Regions from separate parts of the Mus musculus genome. Here all the other regions are linked to region 2. A link is a loop called in an ENCODE intact Hi-C map of the cell type or tissue named here. Cell type or tissue: heart. All regions are shown on one strand. Region 1 has its middle 16 kb from the start of Scaf11. Region 2 holds the start of Twf1 (twinfilin actin binding protein 1). Region 3 holds the start of Pus7l (pseudouridylate synthase 7-like).

The links. Hi-C counts contacts between places; a loop is a spot of excess contacts. Peaks named below come from ENCODE experiments on the same cell type or tissue, not always from the same donor. Only the 100,000 strongest peaks of a DNase experiment are listed, where the experiment ranks them.
Region 1: it touches region 2 in a loop (7-fold over the local background); 2 of 42 quality-filtered maps call a loop at or near these places.
Region 3: a loop joins it to region 2, with 2.4 times the contacts of the local background. A loop is called at or near these places in 23 of 42 quality-filtered maps.

What each region holds. Positions count from the first base shown.
Region 1 is chr15:96,472,812-96,480,811 of GRCm38, reverse strand. No RefSeq gene overlaps it. Among named protein-coding and RNA genes, the nearest start is that of Scaf11, 16 kb to the right of the region's middle. In heart, CTCF peaks have their summits at 2,971 (motif pointing right) and 4,244 (motif pointing left); DNase peaks (open chromatin) are centred at 4,241, 5,081 and 6,011.
Region 2 is chr15:94,586,183-94,594,182 of GRCm38, reverse strand. Twf1 (twinfilin actin binding protein 1) reads left to right here and starts at 4,359. Exons shown (of 9, transcript NM_008971.4): 1 at 4,359-4,431; 2 at 5,878-5,955; 3 at 7,647-7,825. The coding sequence starts at 4,407. In heart, a CTCF peak has its summit at 4,368; DNase peaks (open chromatin) are centred at 2,652 and 4,302; H3K4me3 peaks cover 1,981 bases; H3K27ac peaks cover 1,511 bases.
Region 3 is chr15:94,540,541-94,548,540 of GRCm38, reverse strand. It overlaps Pus7l (pseudouridylate synthase 7-like), which reads left to right and starts at 5,034. Exons shown (of 9, transcript NM_172437.3): 1 at 5,034-5,081; 2 at 7,567-8,000. The coding sequence starts at 7,579. It overlaps Irak4 (interleukin-1 receptor-associated kinase 4), which reads right to left and starts at 4,881. Exons shown (of 12, transcript NM_029926.5): 1 at 4,715-4,881; 2 at 538-705. The coding sequence starts at 698. In heart, a CTCF peak has its summit at 4,843; a DNase peak (open chromatin) is centred at 4,940; H3K4me3 peaks cover 1,720 bases; H3K27ac peaks cover 1,193 bases.

The sequences.
Region 1 (8,000 bases), 1.9 Mb before region 2:
TACACACCCATACACACATACACACGCAAACACACACATACACACACAACGCACACACAAACACACATACACACACATACACACACACATACACACACACATACACACACAAACACACACATACACATCCATACACACACATACACACTCACACATACACACCCATACACACATACACACAGATATACACATACTCATACACATACACACATACATACACACACATATACACACATACATACACACACTCATGCACATATACATACACACATATACACACACTCATACACATACACACACATATACACACTCGTACACATATACACATACACACATATACACACACACACACACACACACACACACACATAGTCAGTTTTAAAACGGACTCTCCCTATAATGAGGAGACAGTGCCTCTCCTAGACACCATATTTTTATCAAATAAAAACCCCAAGGCCAGGCATAGGGTAGCTCTTTTTGAGTTTTGATTAGAGAGGTACCACAGGCCCCCAGATTACAGGCTGTTGCCACTCTGTACTTTTATGGTCGGATCCCTAGTCCACTGTGTTGTATTAATGAGGATTTTGAATGTGGAGAGCAGAGTGGCCAAGCTTCAGTTGGAGTGTCACACAGTACCAGCAGGTCCTCCTCATCTGCAGACCCTCAGCCAGTTTTCACTGAGTTGTTTTGTGGCTGCTAGTGCTTAAGTCCAATCTGAATTATTTAAAGTCGCATGAGAGGTTGGCAAATGATTTGATTGTGTTCAAATCTAACTGCTATCTCACAAGGGAGTAATTTCATAGTTCTGTAAAAAACAAAACAAAACCCAATTGGTTTTGTCAGAGGTGATTTTTTTTTTATAGACACACTAGCTGTTTCAGATTACAATCCCCTTAACCCTTTAATATTTGTGTTCCCCGTGTCTCTGGCACTGTGGTGACACAGAAGTTAGATGACTGACTGTGGCTGTCCATCAACGTCAGTCTCCGTGTGTGAGAACAGCCGGAAGACTAAAGGTACCGTCACTGTCCCCCTGAATGTCATGTTAGAGGGTGTTTGCAAACTATGTCTTCATGGCCGCTAGCGTCTGGATGTACGGTTTTCTCTGGAAGCTGCCCCGAGTTGACACTGAACTTGTCTGTTGCTTTGGTTCTGAGTAATAATGCACCAGGCTTTGCTGCCCACAATGCTATGCCTCCTGGGCCACGTGGTCTCCAGTGCTGTAACTGTGGGGGTCTCCCGTCACCTGACCTCACTGTTGTAACTGTGGCTGCCTCCTGCCATTCGAGTTGCTGCTGCGGTTGCTATTCTGCTCTGTCTTCACAATTGTTCCCACCACGCAAGGTACAGGATGTCTACATTGTCTATTTATTTATTTGTTTGTTTGTTTGTTTATTTAGTCCTGGAGTTTATAGGTCCAGTCCTGGGAAACAATAAAGATCCCAAACTCTCTTTTACTTAGTTCCTTCGTCCCTCCCTCCTTCCTCCCTTCCCTCCCTTCCTCTGCCTTCTTCATTTACTTTCTCTCCCCAGGGCCAGGGCTTGAGGAAGCTGCACAGCTCCACAGGATCTGATACTCCTAGTCAGCTTTCTCCTGAGGAGCAGTTTTGGGGGTTTCTCAGGGACAACCCCAGTGGTCTCGTACCTCTCTAATGGTCCTTTGCCCTCTGCCCTCAGCCTTTGCTCCAGGGCATCACATGAACAGAAGCCATCATCTCTGCTGGCGACTCTTGGAAAACAGGTTCTTCAGTTTAACCTCAGGCCAGCTCCCTTACCCTATCCCCACACACGGCGGTTTAGTTTCTGTGTATACGAAGCATACATATCAGGGCTGCAGAGATGATGGCTCATGGTTGAGAGCACTGGCTGCTTTTCTTTTTCCAGAGGTCCTGAATTCAATTCCCAACACCCACGTGGTGGCTCACAACCTTCTATACCTGTAGTCTCATAGGATCCAACGCCCTTTTCTGATGTGCAGAGGCACGTACACACACAACATCCATATACATAACATGCACAAATAATCAACAAACCGTAAGAAGTGTGCACACTGCCTCGCCGTCTGTACCACCTGCTGTAGCTTCTTCTCTAAGCACCTCTCTCTCAACCTCGTTGCTTTAAGCTAATCCGGCCAAGGCTTTTTCACGTAGCACAAGGACTCCCCTGATTCCAGAGATGCCAATCAAGCTCTCCACACAGAGTCCTTTTTGCCTGGCGAAGGAAGGTCATCGGGAAGCGTGAGAGAAGGGCGCAGCACCTCAGGAACTCGTCTGCGCCGTGTGCCAGTCTCCTATACCAACTTTGAGACTGGAGTGACTGTATTAGAATATCCGGCTGGGGGTCTGACCCCTCACCTCAGATTGGACCGCTGTTACAGAATGTCACAGGCCGGATCTCTTATAAAGAACAGAAATTTAATTGGCTCGTGGCTCTGGAGGCTGGAAAGACCAAGATTCATGAACTAGCATTTGGCTGGGGTCTTCTTCCAGCTTTACCCCTGGTGAAGGGCAGAGAGCGAGTTAGAGAAGAGAAATAAATGTATTGGTGACCGAACCCTCCTCCACAAACCACGCCCCCACAAAAACCCACTCCCACTCAATAAGCCACGCCCATGATTGCGACTCAAGAGGGAGATCCCTCACAGCCTGATCACCTCTTCCGGGCCTACTTCTTAATACCGTACATTGACGATTCCATGTCAGCACGAGGGATGTGTGGGAGGAGCTTTGAGACCATAGCAGTTGGGCATCGAGTGCACACTGCATTGATTTTTAGCATTTAGGCCTCAGTCGAACTGAAAAATGCCTGTTCAGCATCCTGTCGCATCTGCGTGGCCACTCTTGCTTCACGCTCTCAATACATACACACTGGCATAGCTTTCCTTACCTCCATATTGTTTCCTCTGAATCACAATTTAAAAAAAAAAGATTTATTTATTATGTATACAGTGTTCTACCTGCATGCCAGAAGAGGGCACCAGATTTTATTACAGATGGTTATGAGCCACCATGTGGTTGGGGGGAAGTTGAACTCAGGCCCTCTGGAAGAGCAGTCAGTGGTCTTAACCGCTGAGCCATCTCTCCAGCTCCTGAAGTGGGTTTTTCAAACCTTTTTTTTTTTCTTAACACAATTTGAAAACGGTGCACCTTATTTATTCATTCATATATATTATTCACATACACACACATATATGTATGTGTATATATATATATATATATATATATATACACATACTTAGTGTATATTCATATATATATATATATATATATATATATATATATATATATATATATATATATATATATATATATATATATATATATGAATATACACTAAGTAGGGTCTCGTTATGTAGCTCTGACTATTCTGGAACTCACTAAGTAGACCAAGCTGGTCTTGAAATTGCAGAGAGATGCCTGTCTCTGTCTCCTGACTGCTGAAATTAAAAGCATACACTACAACATACCTGCTCAGTCATGGGTTTTTGTTTGTTTGGTTTGTTTTGTTTTACTTCAAGTCTAAAGGCATCATCTATGTGCCCTAAGTTATTTGAGAACTGCAACAAGATATTACCCTTTTCTGCACTCAAAAATTCTCCCGTCACACATGCGCATGTACATTTTCTTGGATTGCTATATGGCCTTAATAACCAATGTCAGCTTCCAGGCTATCACTCAACTTTATAAGACTGTTTTCACACGATGACGATTCTGCGTATTCGGGCATTTTCTTTTGTACTCCACATGTGTCCTCCTCACGTGCTCCATGGCTAAGCCTTAGCTGCCCGCTCACCCACCATTCCCTCCATGCCGTGCTGGGAAGGACAATTTTTCACCTCCCCTTGTTTCTAGACTTGCTCTCATCTGAGCATGCTCCCGACCGCTTTCTTGGAGACCCTACGCCTCTCCCTTAAAGCTTACTACTTACTGCTCAGTGCTCTTTGCCCCTTATCTCATAGAGTCAACTTGGGTTCCTGGAAGCAGAAAGTCTATTTGTTTCAGTTATCCATTAAGCAGTTTCTTCTCTGAACTCAAAAGTCCTGAGCCCCAAGCCTCACTCATTGTCCCTGACTGAAGTAGGGGGTCACTCCGCCATTATACTCCAAGGCTGCTTGTCCTACTCTGTGGCCAGTCAAATGAGGTTCCATGTAGTCTATTTCTTGCCAGGCTAAGGCTTCTCCAGGCTACAGAAGATGCTCTTTTTGGGTTTGCCAACCTCGTGCTCTGGCACCCTCTAGTGGCCATTGTCGGGCGTGCACGGTCACCCTAACCCGGACTGAGGCCAGTCTCCTTGAAAAGAGTACATAGGCTGGGGAAATCTGAGGGAAGCCATCCTCCATGCAGGCTGAGGACTTTCCAGTGAGGCGTTTCTGGGGTTCATCTATATGTAGGTGTAGTAACCCCTCATATACACTCTAAGTAATCCCAATAAATTCATTGGTTCTCCAGGGAAACTTTGTTGGAGTCGAACTTTGGTTCTCAGTGGAACCTTAAAAGAAGGCAGTAGCCATTGCTCAGTACTCTGAAACCTGAGAGAAAATTCTCCCAGTATCATCACACTTCCCACCTGAGACCAAACAGTAGAAATGTGAGACTCTGAAATGCCCTTCCCCTCGACCAGCTGTCTTAGTTTGGGTTTCTATCACTGTGAAGAGACATCATGACCACAGCAATTCTTACTAAGGAAAACATCTCATTGAGGCTGGTTAGAGTTCAGACATTACCATCGTGGCGGGAAGCATGGCAGAGTGCAGGCAGACATGGTGCTGGAGAGGTAGCTGAGAGTTCTATATCTTGATCTGCAGAGGCAATAAGTTAAGCGACTTCTCTACACAGGGCATGGCTTGCGCATCTGATACCTCAAAGCCTGCCTCCAGTGACACACTTCTTCCACAAAGACCACACCCACTCCAACGAAACCACACCTCTTAAAGTTGCCATTCCCTATGGGCCTGTGTGGGCCATTTCCTTTCAAACCACCACACCAGCCATCCACCCTGTAGGACAGGTTCTTGCCCCTTCCCCTCATGTATCTTGCTGAGAGTGCGTCTGGATTCTCACCACGCCTTCTTCCTCAGGCTTATATTTTAGGATTAAGAGGTGGCCATGGCGTGGTTGTTGGGCAATAGAAACCCAGACAGGAGAGCTGGGATGTCTTAACCACTGTGTATCACTCTCTTGAGCTGCATAGCAGAGCCCAGACGTCTCCGTTTGAGGAACTACAACAGGGAAGGTTCTGGTGAAAGTTATCGTAGATCAGAGAGTGAAAAATATGTACTATTTTGGGCTACACTGTAGAGACCCAATTCTACAGCAGAGGTATAAGGTGGGAGAGCCTGTGGTTTCTTTTTCTTTCTTTCTTTTTTTTTTTTTTTGTTTGTTTGTTTTTGTTTTTGTTTTTGTTTTGTTTTGTTTTTTCGAGACAGGGTTTCTCTGTGTAGCTCTGACTGTCCTGGAACTCACTCTGTAGACTAGGCTGGCCTCGGACTCAGAAATTTGCCTTCCTCTGCCTCCCAAGTGCTGGGATTAAAGGCGTGTGCCACCACACCCGGCTCCTAAACAGCATTTTTGTTTTGTTTTGTTTTGTTTTGTTGTTTTGTTTTGTTTTTGGTTTTTCGAGACAGAGTTTCTCTTTTAGCCCTGGCTGTCCTGGAACTCACTCTATAGACTAGGCTGGCCTCGAACTCAGAAATCCGCCTGCCTCTGCCTCCCAAGTGCTGGGATTAAAGGTGTGCGCCACCACCACCCAGTTGAGCCTGTGCGAGTGTCTGAGCCTCTGCCTGCACTAGCTATCTGAGAGAATAAGTATGCAGAAACCTCCAGAAGGGTGAGGTAGAAGAGAGAAAGAGAATGGTGTGGAGAAGGGCGTGGAGGGGGAAGAACGGCAACAAGGAGAAGAGCTAGGAAGCCGCGGGGAGAGAGACTGAGAAATCCAGAGGGGAAGGACGAGAGCTGAATGGCTTGTCAGCAAGCCATGCAAATGCCTTCGGGCATCGATGGTCGCAGCTGTTTCCTGTTTGTGTCCGGTTTGTTATTAATAGCGAACTCTCCAAACCTTGAGCCCTGTGCTCACTCCTCTCACCCAGTGGCCAGCAGCTCTTCTGAGCTACCAGAGCCCAGGTCCACAGAGACGGCCAGAGGGTCTTTCTCCTTCACCCACATCACTGAATGCACGCGCCTGAGTGAGAAGTAAGTTCCTCTTTAGAAATAGCTTTGTTTGGCACCATTTTAGTTTTTTAGAACATTTGCAAATCAGTACTGTCCCACACACGTTTGTCGCCAGCCTCCCTTTCGCTAACATTACACATTTGCATAGTGCACCTGGTTATAACTGGTGAACAAGTACTCATATGACTTCATAGTTAGTGTGAAGGCGCGTTTATAGTGTGATATATAAACCTATAATAGATTGTGTAACATATTATCTATATAACACCGGCGTGTAAGTGATATGTATGTTACATATTATATAATAGTTTAAAGCATAGGTATATATCAGATAGATTCTGTATGAGAGGAAACCTGTGATTCTTGGCCTTTCTCGGTGTAGTTTACTTCACTTAACATGGTCACATCCAATTCCGTCTGCTTCCTGCAAATGATATTAATTTCATTCCTCCTTGTGGCTGACTAAAACTCCATTGCGTGAACGGTCTCTTTCTCCGTTCGTCAGCTGACAGATGTGTCGGTTGGGCCGCATCTTGAGCTAGCCTGAGCAGTGCTGCGTTAACACCGGTGTGTCAGGGTCTCCGTGCTGTGGACCTAGACTGTGCCAGGGATTTCTGGGATTTGCCGTATCTCTCGACTGTGAGAGCGTGCTATATTCCATGCTGGTTTCTTGGGAGGGCCGTTCACTGCAGCTAGGAGACCTCTGAGACACTGGGACATCTGTACAAGTTGTGGGTAGTCCCTTTGCACGAGAAATGTGTATATTCTCCCCAATTCACCTAGTTATTCACCTTTTTATACTGGTGTGAACTCATGGACATTTGTTTTACACTTTGGGCTATCATTCAGTACTACGCTGTTTTGCTCCGCTGTTCCAGTTAGGACCTCTGCAACCTGCTGTTCCTTTACACATGTCACTGTGGTCTTTCCATCAGTAATGGAACCACAAAGTGCTGCCGGACCACTGCATGTGTCCCTGCCTCATCTTCAGAACCAGCCATTTCAACAAGGAACCCTAGTTCCTTCTATCAGAGAGTAAGATCTTAGGAACTACGATCTGCTGTCAGATTTTCTTCACCTCTCGGTCTTTTACATTGATTGGGCGAGGAAATAGCTGGGTGTGTTCCCACCTGCTCGCATGCACATACTTATGAATATTTCCACAGGCATCCGGCCTGTGTGACTTAGCCAAGATATGAGCTCACACAGGTGTGCCCACCTCTGCTCCTTGAACACAGTGGACCTTCCAGTCTTGCCTGCTTGCGGCTTCTACCTCCCTTTTCAACGGTCAGAAACCCACTCTCCAGGGCTCGGCATGCATTTACTTCATTCCAGGATAGATCTGAACCAATATGGGGGCTGTCCACATCCCAGCGTGAGAGGAAGTTACCCACACAATTACCCTGAGACTCACTCTTTACTCATTCCACAGTCAGGTCAACGCCTCCTTGCTCCCCACTTCCCAGATGTGCTATATTCTTCTCTCACAGCCTGCCTTCCATCATAGACCTTTCTTCTCTCCAAACCACCTGAAGTGAGTTTTAAGATTACGTCTTTTCAATTTTGAGGTTATAATCATTTCCCCTTCCCCTCTCTCCCTCCAAATCCCCACGTACCCCTCCTTGCTCAGTTTCAAGTCTATGGTCTCCCCCACCATTCATTGCTGTTATATACATCTATGTATGCCTACATACCTATGTATATATTCCTAAATATAACCCGATTAATCTGTATAAGGCTACTTGTGTGTATGTTTTCAAGGGTGACCACTTGATTTTGGATAACCAATTGGCTTGCTCTTCCCTGGTGTGATGGTGTGTATATGCTCAGCCC
Region 2 (8,000 bases):
TTCAATGGCTGTTTTGAAGATTGCAGAACCTGACTGGGATAAACATATCTCATTTCTCTTAAGTGTTTATGATCGCTTGATATCTATTGTGGGCCATTAGGAGTTATAGTTACACACAAATGATAAAAGTTACTTAATGTTTGATCTTCATTTTATGGCTTAGTGAGTTATTTTTATTATTCAATGCTTTATGAGTCTAGCTGTGTTATATAAGACACAGTAACAGTGTGGATTTATGAACACATTAAGGAATCAGCCTTGGATAATTGTTCTCGTTGATTAGGAATTCTATTTCAATTGCTTTAGTTATTTACTTATTCATTAAACAAGGTCTCCTGTAGCTGAAGCTGGCCTGGAGCTCACTATGTAGCTGGGTGGACCTTGAACTTTGGATCCTTCTGCCTCCACCTCCTGAATGCTGGGGTTTCAGATGTTTGCCACCAACTCCAGTGAGCCCTGGGGGATTTAACCCAAGGCTTCTACATGCACAGCAAGCACTCTGCAAACTCAGCTACATCAACATCCTGTTGGTTCTATGTTCTGATTTTGAAACATACTTGAAGTGGAAATGTCTGGTTTCTTTGGAAACTCCAAGCCTACACATACTATATAATAATATATTGTACAGGACCTGATGCTGTTATACACACACATATATGTATATATATACATATATATATATATATATATATACATATATGTGTATATACATATACATATATATATATATACACACATATGTGTATATACATATATATATATACCAATAGGTCAACAGACAAATATGACATGTATACATACATATATGGTAATATTTATATACATGACATACATATGTGTGTGTGTATGGCATATACACACCAATTGGTCAACAGACAAATATGACATATACATTTTTATGTGTGTATATGTATATACACACATATACATATATATTATACATATGGATCTTTTGCTTTTTTATGCTTTTAAAATTGAAGTGGAGGTTTGTTTGTTTGTGTTTTGAAGAAAGTCTAATTTCTGACATTTGGAAACCAGACCTGTTATCCTGAGCCTGAAGTCCCACTGGGGCATCAGTGAGCCAGAGCTGAACAGTAGATACCTCTTTTAAATAGAGCAGACCTGCACACATTTGGGTTTGTGACTTTAAATGCTTAGTTCTAACTACCAGCTATACCAGATCCTAAGTCTGTCTTCCAAGGGTGAGATCCCTCTCTGCTTTCATGGCCTTCCTGCTTTTGTGGCCTGGGGAAAGCAGCAGTCTGGCCCAGGCACCTTTGCACACACCTTTTCCTAGGAATTTGAAACTCGGCTTAAAGAAGCAATTTATTCTTTTTTACAACTAAATTACTTCCCAAGGATGTTTCAGTCTAAACAGTAAAAGTGTTTTGAAATAGACTTAGAAGGAAGTTCAAGGAACATCTTATTAGAGTTTGAGAGAAGAATAACAGGGCATGCGAGTTGTAAATTTCAGCCATTGCCAAGACAGACAAGAAAAAGGAGAGCTATGGTTTTTGAGTCACAGTTATGTCCACAAGCAGCTTCAGGAGGGGGGAGGTCTGGGGGACAGATGGCTAACTCTCCATCGTTCACCTGACCCACAGACACTGAAAGGAAAAAGAAGAGAGCCTGGAAGCTTTCTGCCTTTGAGCCTTGCTTAAATGTAAAGTGGAGGAAAGGAAAGTGGCCATTAGTGGGAAATGACAACCATAGAGTTGTCTTCTTGTAGGAGAGAGGCACTCACTGTGAGTTTATGGCTTCCTGATTCTCCTTGCACACAAGGTTGCAATGCAGGCTTTTGAGCATCTGTTCCTCCTTTCCACACAAGGAGGGTGTCCTTTTGTCAACACTTCTCCGTCTCCACTCTCCCTGAACAGTCCTGCAGGCAATCAGGCTCATCGGACACATTTGTAAGGTTCTGAGAAGAACAAATGTTCCCAGTCTAGCCTGATGTCACTGGACTCAACTGTGAGCCTCCAAATAATTTGGTAAATGTGCTTGTTAATGTTGCAATGTTTCATGATATTAAAAAACAAATGTGGGATTTTTTTTTTTTTTTTTTTTTTTTTTTTTTGAGAATGGGGAAGGGTAATAGAAGCTGAAAAGCCTAAGAGGTTCAAGAAAGAGAAGTCTCACAATTGTCTCTCCTTAGGATTAAAAATACTATGAGAGGCCTCAGGGGGTAGTGCATGCTTTAATTCCAGCACTCTGGAGACAGAGAGACAGAAGGAACTCTGTGAGTTCCAGGGCCAGACTGGTCTACAGAGCAAGCTCCAGGTCAGCCAGGACTACGCTGAGAAACCCTGTCTCAGTAACACAACAACAACATATAAAGAGGAGGCGATATCAGGACTCTGTTGAGGTCTCCGACCCTTGTAAATTTTACATAAACGACCGAGTCTGCAGAAAGAAAAGGCAAGGACTTGCTGGGGGATGACATGCAGGAACCAAACCTAATTGGGCTTTCTTCTTCTCAGGCTAAACACACAATGGTCCTTTCTAAGCATGGATATAGGAAAAAAAAATTTTTAAGTGTCATCAGTATTTTTTTTTAAGTAGTGTCAGCTTCTGTAATCAACAGGACATGAATCAGCTAAAAACCCTGCAAGCAAACCCTACAATTTTCCCCTTGTGCAACAACAGTTCAGTTAAAACTGGTAAATCAGGCTGGACCATTACGCCGCTGGGAAGACCGTGTTGGAATGGAACACCTCCCAAGGAAGTCCCCAAACCCAGATTTTATGGGGCTAATCCATGGTGTGAAGATCTGTTAAAGGAACCGAGTTGAGATCACAAGCACCAGCACACAGCATTTTTTTTTCCCTTATGGTCTCCACAAAGAAAAGCAGTTGCAGGCCTATTTAGTGGCTTATTTAAAATGCTTTATACTCGAAGAGGGACTCCATACCTTGTCATTATGTCATTTGCCTGAATCGAGTTTGAATATAAAAAAATAAATATATTTATTAGTCCAAGGCTTTAAAATCTAGAGCTAGAGTTCTACTTAGAAAACATACATAAAAATAAACAATAGAATAAACTTTCACAGGGGAATGCATGCCGATAAAAGTGTACAGTGAGAAAGAACGGTAACTCCTGTCTGCTGTTTCCATACAAATGTATTGCATCCAGGTAACTACGAACACACATTTGACTTGAAGCAATCAAAGGCTAACCTAAAGCAAAGCTCTGTTAATGGTTTCCAAGGGTAGAGCTGACCACAGAGAGATATTCAGGTCAGCTCAATGGCTCAGTGGTTTCACACTCAGTTCTTTGGGGGAACCAGAGAAAGGACAATGAGGTCTCTTAAAGTGCTATGAGCTGAAATTTCCAGAAAAAAAAAAAAGCCACCCCAAACCTGTTCAAGACTCAAAAAGGTTGCCTAGCTGATTAGAAGTGCCTGATTGTGTAGGACTGTGGTGTAGGTCCTAAGCTGAATTATCTTGGGCCATCCCAGTTACTAGCCACTTCTGAGTCCATCCTTGGAAATGTACAGACCACTTAGCTTCTCCCATTGAAAGGTTAAAGATGCCCTCTTCAGATAATATCTGAACCAGTAGCAGAAATTTCGCCACTTTGGGTATAGCCCCATGTCCCCACCAAATATATTTTAAAGATGATTTGTGATTTTCTTTTGTTCTGGTACTAAAAAAAAAATTCATAAGTCTGTTACCAAGTTGAAACATGATATTTGGGATGGGGTGTCACCTGAATTAGTGCCTCCTCCCCGCCTGATAGGGCACATATTTGATTTCAGAATAGACTTTTTTTTCTCTTTTTTGAGGTGAGAACAGTGGTTTTGTGTGATAGTGACCAATTGAAAAGTGAACAGCTTGAGATTCAAATCACGGGGAAAATAATGGAGAACTCTACAGTCTCTTATTTTAAAGTGGGCCAGGAGTGGTCTTGAGCCCCATCTTGCTTTGCAAATGTTTAACTGTTTTATCTTTCGCCTTAAAATGGTCTTTTCTTTACAGCAAAGGATATGTCTTTCATGTAGAAAGCGTTTGTTTCGGAAAATGGCCATTTTTCCCTCTAAAGCATTTTGATGAGGTGTGTCGCTGCGGCGTGTGATAGACACACAGCCCACTGCCAGAAGGTGCATCCTGGACAGAAACAGCAGCGGGGGGGGGGGGGGGGGGGGCAAGGGGGGGTGATTGCCGGGAAAGGGCATGGCCAATGGCTTAAGGGGCGGGGCTTGTGACGACAATGAAAGTAGCCAGTGAAAGAACAGGGGGCGGGATCCTAGGCGGGGTCTATGTCGCGCTGGAGAGCGGGGCTGGTGCTGGGGGCGGGGCTGAGAGTCGCGGGCCGATGACGCACAGGCGGAGCCGCTACTTCCTGGATCCGCCGGCCGGGGCCGCTACCGCACCCTGCGCCGGAGCCGGGAGCCTGGGGCCGCCGCCATGTCCCACCAGACAGGCATCCAAGGTAACGGCGCCACGGGGCAGGGGCTCCCGGGAGGCTGCGGGCCGGAACGCTGGAGGCGCGCACGGCATTGGAGCTGCTCTGGGTGCGACGGCCCCGACTGTGTCCCTCGCGGCCCTCCCCGGCGGCCGCCACGTAACAGGCCGGTGGTGGCTGCCAGAGAACCGAGGATGTGAGGATGTCCCGGGCGACCCCGCTGCATCCCGGCCCCCGTGCCGAGAGCAGGAAGACCGAAGCTGGCTGGGCTCCTGCCGCCGGCCAGCCGAGCGACTTTTTCCTCGGGACCCGCCAAAGGAGATTGCTCCAGCACTCAGATCGTTTGAAAACCAAACAGCTCCCACCGCTGTAGGCTGCCTCCCGAACTCCCCGGATTTTTCTCTCAGAACGCGGGTGTGCCTTCCTTCCGGAGAAATCCCGAGTAGGGAGTGTTTTTCCATCTTTGGATGCTTGCACCCCAGGCAGCTGCAAAGTCTGATCTGTGTAGCTGCACCTCATGAACCCCGTGGAGACAGTCGAATGTGCAGTTTACTTGTGTATCTTACTCGCCGTTTATTATTTCCTGGTTGGAAAATAGGCAACTTGGACGTACTCAACCTCCTACGGAATCAAATAATATATCCCGGGGTTATTTAACGAGTTCTAATATAAACTAGAGCACTTCCCGTAATAGTTAACCGAGCCTTTCCCCCGGGTGACCACTTAATAACTTGTTTTGTGTTTTAAGGGTTTTTGACACTACCACTTAATTCTGTGCACATGCAGGCAAAAATAGTCTCCGATCTAACAACACTTAATCTCCCCCGTGTTACTTATGACATTTAAATATATCAAAATTATTGTTTAATGTTTGAGCCTTTTATATAACAAGACATAAATATTAGTCTTGCTTGGCAATCAACAACACAAGACCGAATTTGAAGCAATGATGACTACACAAGGGATAGGTTATTAAATGTTTATTTCCTGGGTGGCTTCTATAACTTTTTACAAAGAGATGCAAGAAAAATGTAAGATCTAGTGTATTTTACAGGTTTTTTCTTTAATCAGTATATGAGATTTGATCCTGTTGTTCTTGATGGACAGATACAGGACATGATTTGATGAAGGAGCACACATCACAAACTTAAAATTGGACTATTAGAAGCAACTTGTTAACATTTTCAAACATGGAGCAATTTGTCTGTTACTGGGTTTGACTGAAAGCATTCACCCTAGTGTTACTTCTGCTACTGAGTTCTGTGGCTAAAATGTTGAAGTTCCTGTACTTCTAAATGCTAGTATTTAGTTTTTGCTCCTCGCCAAGGCCGGTATTTTATGCTTCTGTTTTATAGTAACAATAAGAAGGGCCTGTATGCTCCACATGTTTCTTTAATTTATGTTTTCTTTAGGTGAATACAAACTAAACTACTTCTAGGTTTAAACACTTTTTCCCTTTATCATTTTCCACAGCAAGCGAAGATGTCAAAGAGATCTTTGCCCGAGCCAGAAACGGGAAATACAGACTTCTGAAAATATCTATCGAAAATGGTTAGTTAACAGTTTTAAGATACTCTGTGCCCCTGGAGGGTTAGCTGTTACAGTTTCAGGTTTCCAAGCCTTATGAGTAATTTGAACTATTAATCAGCATGAAGCAAGTTCAGAGCTTGCCTTTCAGCCTGTTTTCCTTTTAAACTGGGGGCGGCCATTGCGGAGACAGCAGGTGCTTTCTGGTGTGGAGGCTTCACCTGTTGTGTGTTTTTCTGCAGCACAATCTATGTCTAATGTCAGTGCTTCTAGAATGAAAATCAGTAGCTGGGCATTTATTGAAAACAAAACTAATTATTTTGTGAGTTGTTCAATGAGCTGTGTTTTGAAGTAGAAACATTTGAGATACTTGTTTGTTTATTGCTTGATTGGATCATACAGAGATCCTTTCTTGTTTGCAAACGTTCTGAGAAAATGGCAAATTATAAATTGACTCCTTAATGTTAATTTTATGAACAGGGAAACTGGCTGAGTGGCTATATCTGATAGGAGATGGATTTGAAGAAACTGTTAATAACTCGATGTTGAAATGAATGTGCTGAAAATATTCTGTTGGCCTCAAATACCCTAAGACATTTTGTTTTGGAAAAATAACTTGTTTTTTTTCATAAACTGGAAATAAACTAAGTTTGTTTTCCATTTTCTGCTTATATATTTAACTGTGAAACTAGTTTAGGAAATCTTAAAGTCTGTAGGAACAAATGTATATACTTCAAAGCAGCTAAAATTGTGACGGTCAGTAAGCAAAATGGAAAGATAAAATGTATCTAATTCATACTTTAGGAAGAAAATTTCTATTTCTTAAATATTTTCCAATTGTTTTTTTAATCTTGAGAAAATTGTTAAACTAGTAAGTTTCAGAGAATGGAAACATAAATACCCACCTCTTAACTTAATGACCTAGTACTTTATAGTTTGTTCCAGACCTTGTTAACTGTTACTGTCTCTCTAATGAAGGACAGCTTTGACAGCTGTACTTTTCTTTTCGTGGAGCATCTACAGTTGGAAAGATAGATAGAGACACACACACACACATATATAAAATCCATCATCTTTAGCACATAATGCTGTTTTTAAGTTCATATAAAGTGCATATTGTTATATTCTTGATCTTTATTTCTGGGATTTCTGGTGGATTTGTGTTGCTAGCATATGATGACTTTAAAACACAAACAGTATTTTTATGTGACTGTACCACGGCGTGTTCTCTTACGGGGAAGGTGGAAGCTGTCGTGGGTTTGCCCTGTTGCTGTGTCGTGCTGAAGTGCATGTCTGTCTGTGGGGACAGACAGCTGCCTGGGAAAACACCCTTCATAATCTTACATAGTTCTACAAGACAGCACTTGAAGCGTGTGGCGACTCGCAGTTGTAGTTTGTGTTCAGGCAACAGTTAAACCGAGTAGTGTTGTTAGTAGGAGCTGAAGCTTGCTTTGTAGTTCTTTATAATTTAATAATTAATTTCAAGAATTACAGTTTTGAGTCATAAATGAAGTTGTATATATGGTATAAAATTTTATATCTCTATATGTGATCATTTTCAACATTTTAACAAATAGAACTCTGCTTGACCTCTACTTGAACATTTAACTGCACTGTTACTATAGGAGTTGAGACCTACGTCACTCTTCTTGTCTTCATTAGTTTAGCGTCCGATACGACACTGCATTCATCTGTTTCAAATTCTCCTTTCATAGAGCAACTGGTGGTTGGCTCCTGTAGTCCACCTTCAGACTCCTGGGAACAGGACTACGACTCCTTTGTCTTGCCCCTGCTGGAGGACAAGCAGCCGTGCTATGTATTATTCAGGTTAGACTCTCAGAATGCCCAGGGATATGAATGGATATTCATTGCATGGTCTCCAGATCATTCTCATGTGAGTAATTTTTTTGTAGTTTTGGTTTGCTTGTTTGTTTGTTTGTTTGTTTGTTTGGCGTTAAATGCTAGGAAGAATTTTTTTTTAATGAAGTATTTTCAGGCTAAAGGAAGGGTTAGAAGCGGCAGTCTTTTCCCATAGAGGGATAATCTTTCCCCCCAAACACACAAACATC
Region 3 (8,000 bases), 46 kb after region 2:
GAATTAATTTTTTCGTTATGTGTAAGACAAAACTTGACGTTGCGTTTTACTGCAGAACAAAGTACAACATTAAAATCCGAACTTGTGTTTTCTGCTGAATCGAGGAGAGATGTAAGAGAGGCGACTACAGGAAGCTGTTAGAAAATCCTAGATCCAAGAATCCTGGGTGAGTAAGGACGCATGGGCACTCATCCTTACTCACACACTGCAAAGTGTAGACTCTAAAATCTCATTAGATTCTTACAATAGCTTTCTGTCTCTTCAGTTTGGACATGCAAAGCCGGAAGCAGCATAAACTGTTCTTGGCCCAACAAACTGAACTAGAACAAAGACGGGGAGCTGGATTCTAGCTCAGAAACACCTTTGCGGGCTCACACCTTTAGCTCAGACATGCTGGCAATTTTAGCAAAAATTCTATATACAAAACACTTACATATTACCAATAGCACCACCACGATTGAAAGGTTCACCTTCTAAACTGTCCCGTTAGATGGTAGTCACGCCCGCATCCTTTTTGTGATGGGGAGGAGGAGTTACCTTATATGGAACTGATTGTATCTGTCGTCGCCGGACGGCTTTTTGATAGCTACTGCTAATTTCTTCCACCCTTCTTGAGGATCAATAAAATCCGACAGCTTCCTAAGGATCCCCACATTAAGGTTGCGTATGTATGTCGATGGTGTCAACGGCTTGTTCATCTTCTACCTGAAATATGAAAGATTCCTATTACAACTTTACAACAAGTCAGCCGGGTGGTTGTGGCGCATGTCTTTAATGCCAGCACTGGGGAGGCAGGTGGGTCTTTGAGTTGTGAGTTCGAGGCCAGTCTGGTCTACAGAGTGAGTTCCAGGACAGCCAGGGCTACACAGAGAAACCCTGTCTTGAAACAACAAACAAACAAACAACAACAACAACGCTTTTACAACAGTTTCAGAGACAGCATCTAGAAGCTACCCATCATACACTGCTATACTGTATGAGATGCAGCATCCGACCATCTCATCACAGAGCAGCTTTCACTCCGACCCACCTCCTACTGAAAGGCATCTAAGCACCCTCCAGGATTCTCCTTTTCCTCCCCACAAACAGACATTGGAAAACTTTCATCCTGACACTGGGATATTTTTCCAAGTGAAATTTATAAAATGCAACGAGCCTGTTGGAAAGAGACCTGGGAGCGTGTTCAGGAGTCAAATCTATTAAATTAACAAGAGACCTACCTTTGAATTTATTTCTCTCGATCAGTACTCATTTACTATGAAAATGTTTTTAACGGTGTATTTATTTCATTTTATATGTATGAGTATTTTGTATGCATGTGTGTCCGTGCACTGTGTGCCTGTCTGGTGCCTGTAGAGGCAAAGGGGGGCCCCAGATCTTCTGGAGCTAGAGTTTATGATTTTGAGCCACTATGTGGGTGCTGGGAACTGAACCTGGATCCTCTGCTCACTACCAAGAGTGGTTAACCACCGAGGCGTCTCTGGAGCACCTACTAGTAAAGATTTTTACTCAGCAATCTTTGGTAAAAGTAAAAACAAACAAATAAATAAACAACAACAACAACAAAAAAACCCAAGCTAATTTATATAGCATTAAAAGACATGTCCTGCCCACCTACTTTTTATGAAGCATACGAGAAGAACTGGTTTGAGCCTGTGAGACCTGCATGATTTACTGTTAACTGTAAGGCAGTCAGTGGCCTCTCACTGTGGCTACCCCCTTGATAGTACCTTTATTCGCTCGATCCTCCTGGTTCCTGTTATTCCACTCTGGAGAGTTGCAGCTAAGAGTCACCTCCCCGTGCTCCTTGTACTGTGTACTGCCCAGACTGATGGGAACACGCCCTTCCACTGGGCCTCTGGGACCCACTTAACCTTTGACTTCTCTCTCCTGGTCTTAGGTGACCATTTCCCATGTTTATACCTCTCTCGGCACTTTCTCTGTCCCTTAGCCTCAGCAGACAATAATCTTTCCTTCCAACTGTTAATCAAGAGGACTAGACTCGTATTACTCTTTCAATGGTTTCTTTCTATACATTTTCATTTTCTAAAATACAATTAATCTTGGGTACGTGAGTCATATACCCAAATGGCACAGCATATAAAAGCTATAAGGCAGGAAAAAGAATGTTTGCATGCAGGCTTCTATGCTAGGACTCATGTCTCTCTGGCCTTCATTGACTGTCACACCTAAATAGGCTGACTTTCCCCAACCTAATAACCATTCACCACTATACAATGTATTTGTAGTCATGTGATTAGTTGCTTGTTTACCACCCTTCTCTGCCATTAGACTTTAAGCTCCGCAAGTTAAGGACCAAACTCATTTTATTCATTAATGTGACTTATACATTGTAGATACTGGTGTTGTATGGTATGGTTTGGATGTGAAACATCTCCCTAAAGCTCTTCTTTGGAAGGCTTTGTCACTATTATAGTAGTGTTGGGGGCGGAGACGGGGGAGAAGACGTCATGTTTGGATCATGAAGGCTTTCCTGTTATCTACCAATGTATTCATCCATGGATGGAGTCTTAACTTCATGGGGTATTGGGAATCAGTGGTAACTTTAGGAGGTGAGACCCACCTAGATGGAAAGGCTGATTAGGGGTATGCCTTGAAGGATGTGACCCTGTTCTCCCTCTCATCCCTTCTTCCTTCCCTCTTTCTCTCTACCCCTCTCTCCATAGCATGAGGTGAGCAGATTGGTCCCACTGTGTGCTCCCTGCCTCCTAATGCTCCCCTCAAGGCTGTACAGTTATCACCTCCTGACTTATGCTCTGGATCTCTTCTATCTGCTATGCTTTATTGTGGCTCCTGGGATAGATCATCCTTTGAGGCACCCTAAGGTCCCTTCTACATCGCTCATTTTGTCACCTTGAAGCAGTTGAATCAGTGAAACCCTAAGCACTGGAGAGCAGCCTAGATGACTTCGGGGGAAGACCATTGGGCCATCCATCAGCTTGGATGACCTCTGACCTCTGGGGGAGACCAATGGATCATCAGCTGGATGACCTCTGACCTCTTGGGGAGACCAATGGGCCATCCAGCCCAACCCTCTTTACCTTTCTAGACCTTGTTTCCAGGACTCAGAACTAAAGCAGCTGGGCTGACGCCATCTCTGTGTCCGTTAACCTCTCTGTCCCATCAGAGCTCAGAAAAACTTACACGTCAAAGCCGCTTAACACCTTTCGGGACCAGCTCAATTCCTTGGCTGCTACAGTGCTCTGAAAGACTAGACCTGACTGCTAGGGGTGACCTTTGTGCCCTCTCCTCTGTGAACAATGCTTGTGGATTGAGATGGGGCCCAAAGACACAGGGAACAGACCAAAAAAAAAAAAATGCAAAGTAAAACAAACAACAACAATAACAACAAAGTACAAAAAACAAAACAAAAAAAAAAAACAAAAAAACCCCACAAAAACAAAAAGCCCAGCAAGCTTCCTCCTATATAAGAATTTTTGGTTTCTTCCCACTCTGGCCCCTCCCCCTGGTCACTTCTTCCTTATACTTTTACGCAGTCTGAACTTCCCCCATACCCAAACAACCATGTTCTACACTAGCTGTCCCAATGCCTCTCACCCTACAGCAGCCCCGTTTGTTCCTGATGCATCTGCCAAAAGACCTTTGAGATGCCGAGAGATGTCCACAATTTCTAAACACTGACATACTTCAGTGGCCACTAAAACGCTTTGGGTATACTAAAATGTATAATGTCATCCATTCACCAAGACATGTCCTATCTGTGACAGATATTAATCCAGGTGCCTGAAAAATAAAACGTTAGGAAGAATAGGGAGAAAAGGGAGGCAAGAACACAGGGGAGTTTTATTCTAATGATGGAAGAAGGTAGCAAGCTGAGAATGCATTTGGCAGTCTGTTAAACGCTGCCTGCGGTGGTTTGAACAGGAGGGGATTCCATCGTCCCTCATTTGAGTACTTGGTTCCCAGTTGGTGACTTGTCTCAGTTAGGGTTTCCATTGCTGTGAAGAGACACCATGACCAAGGCAATTCTTATAAAGGACAGCATTCAATTGGGGCTGGCTTACAGGCTCAGCGGTTCAGTCCGTTGTTGTCTGCAGTGCAGTCAACAGAAGTCTGTGCTACTGTAGAGTGCGAATTCATCTCCTAAGTTGTTTTGTTTGTTTGTTTTTTGTTTGTTTCTGTTTGAACAGGGAACACAACAAAGACAAGACTGGGAGGCCCAAGTTTGGCCGGAGTGATCAGATCAGTCTTGAAACATGTAGGAAGCAAAAATGTTTAGCATGAAAATAGGAGAATTAAAAAAAAAAACCCTGAGCTCTTTGGCATACATCTTGAAGAATTACTCCCAGAAACGGAAAAATCGATTTTTTTTTTTTTTTAAATTTCCTGCTTTGGGGCCACTGTGTCCATTCCGAAAGCTAATGGTGCTTTCTTGCTCTCTTGGGAATGCTTTTCCTGCCCCTCTCTTGCTTCCAATCTGTCTTGCGCTTACCTCTCCCTCTACCTGTTGGACTGTCTGACTACAGCTAGCTTCCTATGCTCCCCATAGCGAGCAAGCGAGACACTCCGGCGGCAGAGCAGCGCACAGAGGCTGCGGGGCTCCCCAAGCCTCCTCTGCCCGAGTGCGCCCATTTCCTGGTTCTGGAGCGAAGCGACTGATCACCAACCCGGCCCGGGACAGAGGACAGCGGAGAGATCGTGGCTTGAGATCAGCCTTCCTCATACAACCTACTTCCTCTCGGACGTCCCTCGCTTCCTGGACAAGGCGATCGGCGTCCCGCCACGGTCCGGCGAGGACTCGGGGGTGGAGGACGCAGGACCACCAGGCGACTTCAGACTGCCTGCGATCGGGATGCTGCGGGTCACCGGGGCATCATATCCCCCTGTGGGACAGGGAGGGCAGGTCAGCTAAGGGTGAGAGTATAGGGGCGGAGCCAATCCGGAAGGCCACGCCTTTCCCTCCCCGAGCTCCACCCAGGGAAGAGCTACACCAACCGGAGCCTGTCCCTTTAAATGTCCCTGTAAGAGGCTAGGCGGCGGAAAGGCTTCTGGGCATGCGCACTGTGTCACTCGGCGGACCACTTTCTCACGGAAGCGAGGTAGAGCTCACAGAGTCTATTAGGATGCCGGGTCACCGGTGGATCCAAGACTGCTGGACCGGGGAGGGAGGCGTGGTGGCGGCGCCCAGGGAGCGGGGTGGGGTTGGGGTGGGAGTCCCTCTGCAGCCTCGGCTCGCCCCGCGGAGCGGAGGAGGAGCTCTTGCCACCCTCGCCCCCACGTGCCCTGTCTGCCCGCCTCTTGACTAGCTGCTTGACTGCCATGCCTTCGTGCTGCACTGTCCCCACGTGTAGCCTGGAAAGCCGTCCTATGGTCTTTCTTTTCCAACAATCCCTAGGGTTCCGAGGACCCCTGTGGACTTGGTCAGAGCTGACTGCTGATTTCCATCTGCCATTAGAAACAACTCCACGGGGGCAGATGCCAACCTTTGACAGGGTGTTCACTATCTTTCCTTGTCAGCATTACTTCAGCTGTATTCTCCCTATCCCCTCTGCTCTGTGTCAGGGCTTCCCCCTTCCCCCCCCCCCCCCCAGTGCCCGTCTTGATTGTACTTGCACGTGGTATTTCTACCCCGCTTCTGTCTCTTGAACTATTTCCAAAGTCAAGTAGCAGTTTATTATATACCATTCCTGATTATCATAGACAAAAGTTAACACTTCTTTCTTTCTTGTCACCATTAACGCTCTTACTGTGTTCTACTTGTATCTGTTCAACTAGTATCTACTGCAGACCTACTATGTCCTTGGTGCTGTTCTGAATATGGGCTAGTCAGAATTCTGGCTCATGTGGAACTGACACTTTAAGTTGAAGAAGATGGACAGTAAATAATGAACACATTAGCTAGTCATGCTATACAGGAAATTAAATCAGTTTTTTTCTTTGTGTGTGTGTGAAAGAAAAGAAAACAGGTTCCTAAAGCTTATAGATGAATCCTATAGATTAGATTATTGGTGGGTGAAAATGTCTGAGGATGTAGATGATCAATTACTTGTAAAGTCTGGGAAATACAAGAGCTAGGCAGTGAAGCTGCTCTCTCAGGGCTCCGTGTGTCGTGGAGAGAGTAGATTGTGTGAGGACTGTGATTCATTCCCTATAGAATTGGCCTTGGGCCGCTGCTCCAAGAAAACACCATGAGACTTTCTTTTCTTCTATGCCAGTGACTTGGTAGAAATTCCCTTTCATTAGCTTGAGATGTTTGTATCTTTCCTGTAGAGAATTTAGAACAAGATGAGGGACCAGGACTGACTTATCCGACCTTGAAGTGTACAGAGAAGTTCACGTAACTATTTATTATAGACTTTCCTTTCTTATCCTTCTTCGTGATCTAATTTCCAATGTATAAAAACACTACCACAGTCTCTGAAGTTTGCTCCAGGAGATTTTGAGGTTCTGAGGATGACAATCATTGTAACAACAGTCCTATTTTCTTCTCCCTTCTTTGTAGGTCTAATGATACTATTTTTCAGATAAACTTGAAATTGACCCATTTTATGTTTTTGTTTTTTTTTTAACTTTTGTTTGTTTGTTTTTCCAGGACAGGGTTTCTCTGTATAGCCCTGGCTTCTGGCTATCCCCTGGTCTGTAGACCAGGCTGCCCTTGAACTCTGCTTCCTGAGAGATGGAATTAAAGGTGTATATCACACCACCTGGCAAATATAAACATTTTGTCTGTTTTTGAGACGGTTTTTTTTGTTGTTGTTTTTTGTTTTTGTTTGTTTTGTTTTTTTCGAGACAGGGTTTCTTTGTGTAGCCCTGGCTGTCCTGGAACTCACTCTGTAGACCAGGCTGGCCTTGAACTCAGAAATCTGCCTGCCTCTGCCTCCTGAGTGCTGGGATTAAAGGCGTGCGCCACCACGCCCCGGCTTTTGAGACAGGTTTTTGACACAGGATTTCTCTGTGTAGCTGTGCATTTTGTTTCTTTTTGAGACAGTATTTCTATGTGTAGCCATGGCTGTCCTGGAACTTGCTTTGTAGACCAGGCTGGCCTCGAACTCACAAAGATCCACCTGCTTATGCTTCCCAAGGGCTGGCACTAAAAGTGTGCGCCTCCTGACAAGTTTAAACATTTTTAGTAGGCTTATTTATTTTATCATACGTGCTTTGTGTATATGTATCAATGAGCACCATGGGTGTGCCTGGGGGCTGGTGGGTGGTGGAGGTCAGAAAGGGACAATAGATGCCAGGACATGGAGTTAGGGATGCTTGTGAGCTGCCATGTGGGTGCTGGGGAACTGAACTTGTGGTCCTCTGCTAAGGCAACATTTCTCCAACCCCAAATTGACCCATCTTAATTCTGGATAATAGGAGCTTGGAGTGAATGGGAAATCAAGATACAAATTGCTACTTAGGTCACAAAATTGGCCTGTCAACTCTGCTTGCTGTAGGCAAGTCGAACCATAAAATAAGTTAGTGTCTTCTAGGGAGCATAGACTTGAGAGGGAGAGAACTGAGTGGATCTTGGAGACCGCTTTGATTCTTCTTATCTGCAAGCGTTTCTGGTAGCTGAGTGTGCGGTCTCTCTTGTAGGCACCGTGAAGGATGGCAGAGGACACAGATGGTGGCATCAGGTTTAACTCCTTGTGTTTCATCAACGATCACGTGGGCTTTCAGGGCAGCATAAAAACCTCACCCAGTGACTTCATTGTTATCGAGATCGATGAACAGGGACAGTTAGTCAGTAAGGCCACCGATGGATCTCTCTATGAAATTAGTAAAATACAATCTGAACCGAGCAATTCTGTCAAGAAGCCAAAGTTAAATATTCAGAATGTATCCTTAGAACATAAAAATAGTGAAGGAGCTGCTGACTTGCCCGGGTGCTCGGATGGTGACCGGAGCCATCAGTCTGACTCCGAGAAAGAAAACAGTGTCAACAGTGTGACTTCTAAATGTGAAGAAGAAAGTGTTGATTTATTACGTTCACTTTTAGATGAGAAAACTCACACATCGCTGGGTCAGTT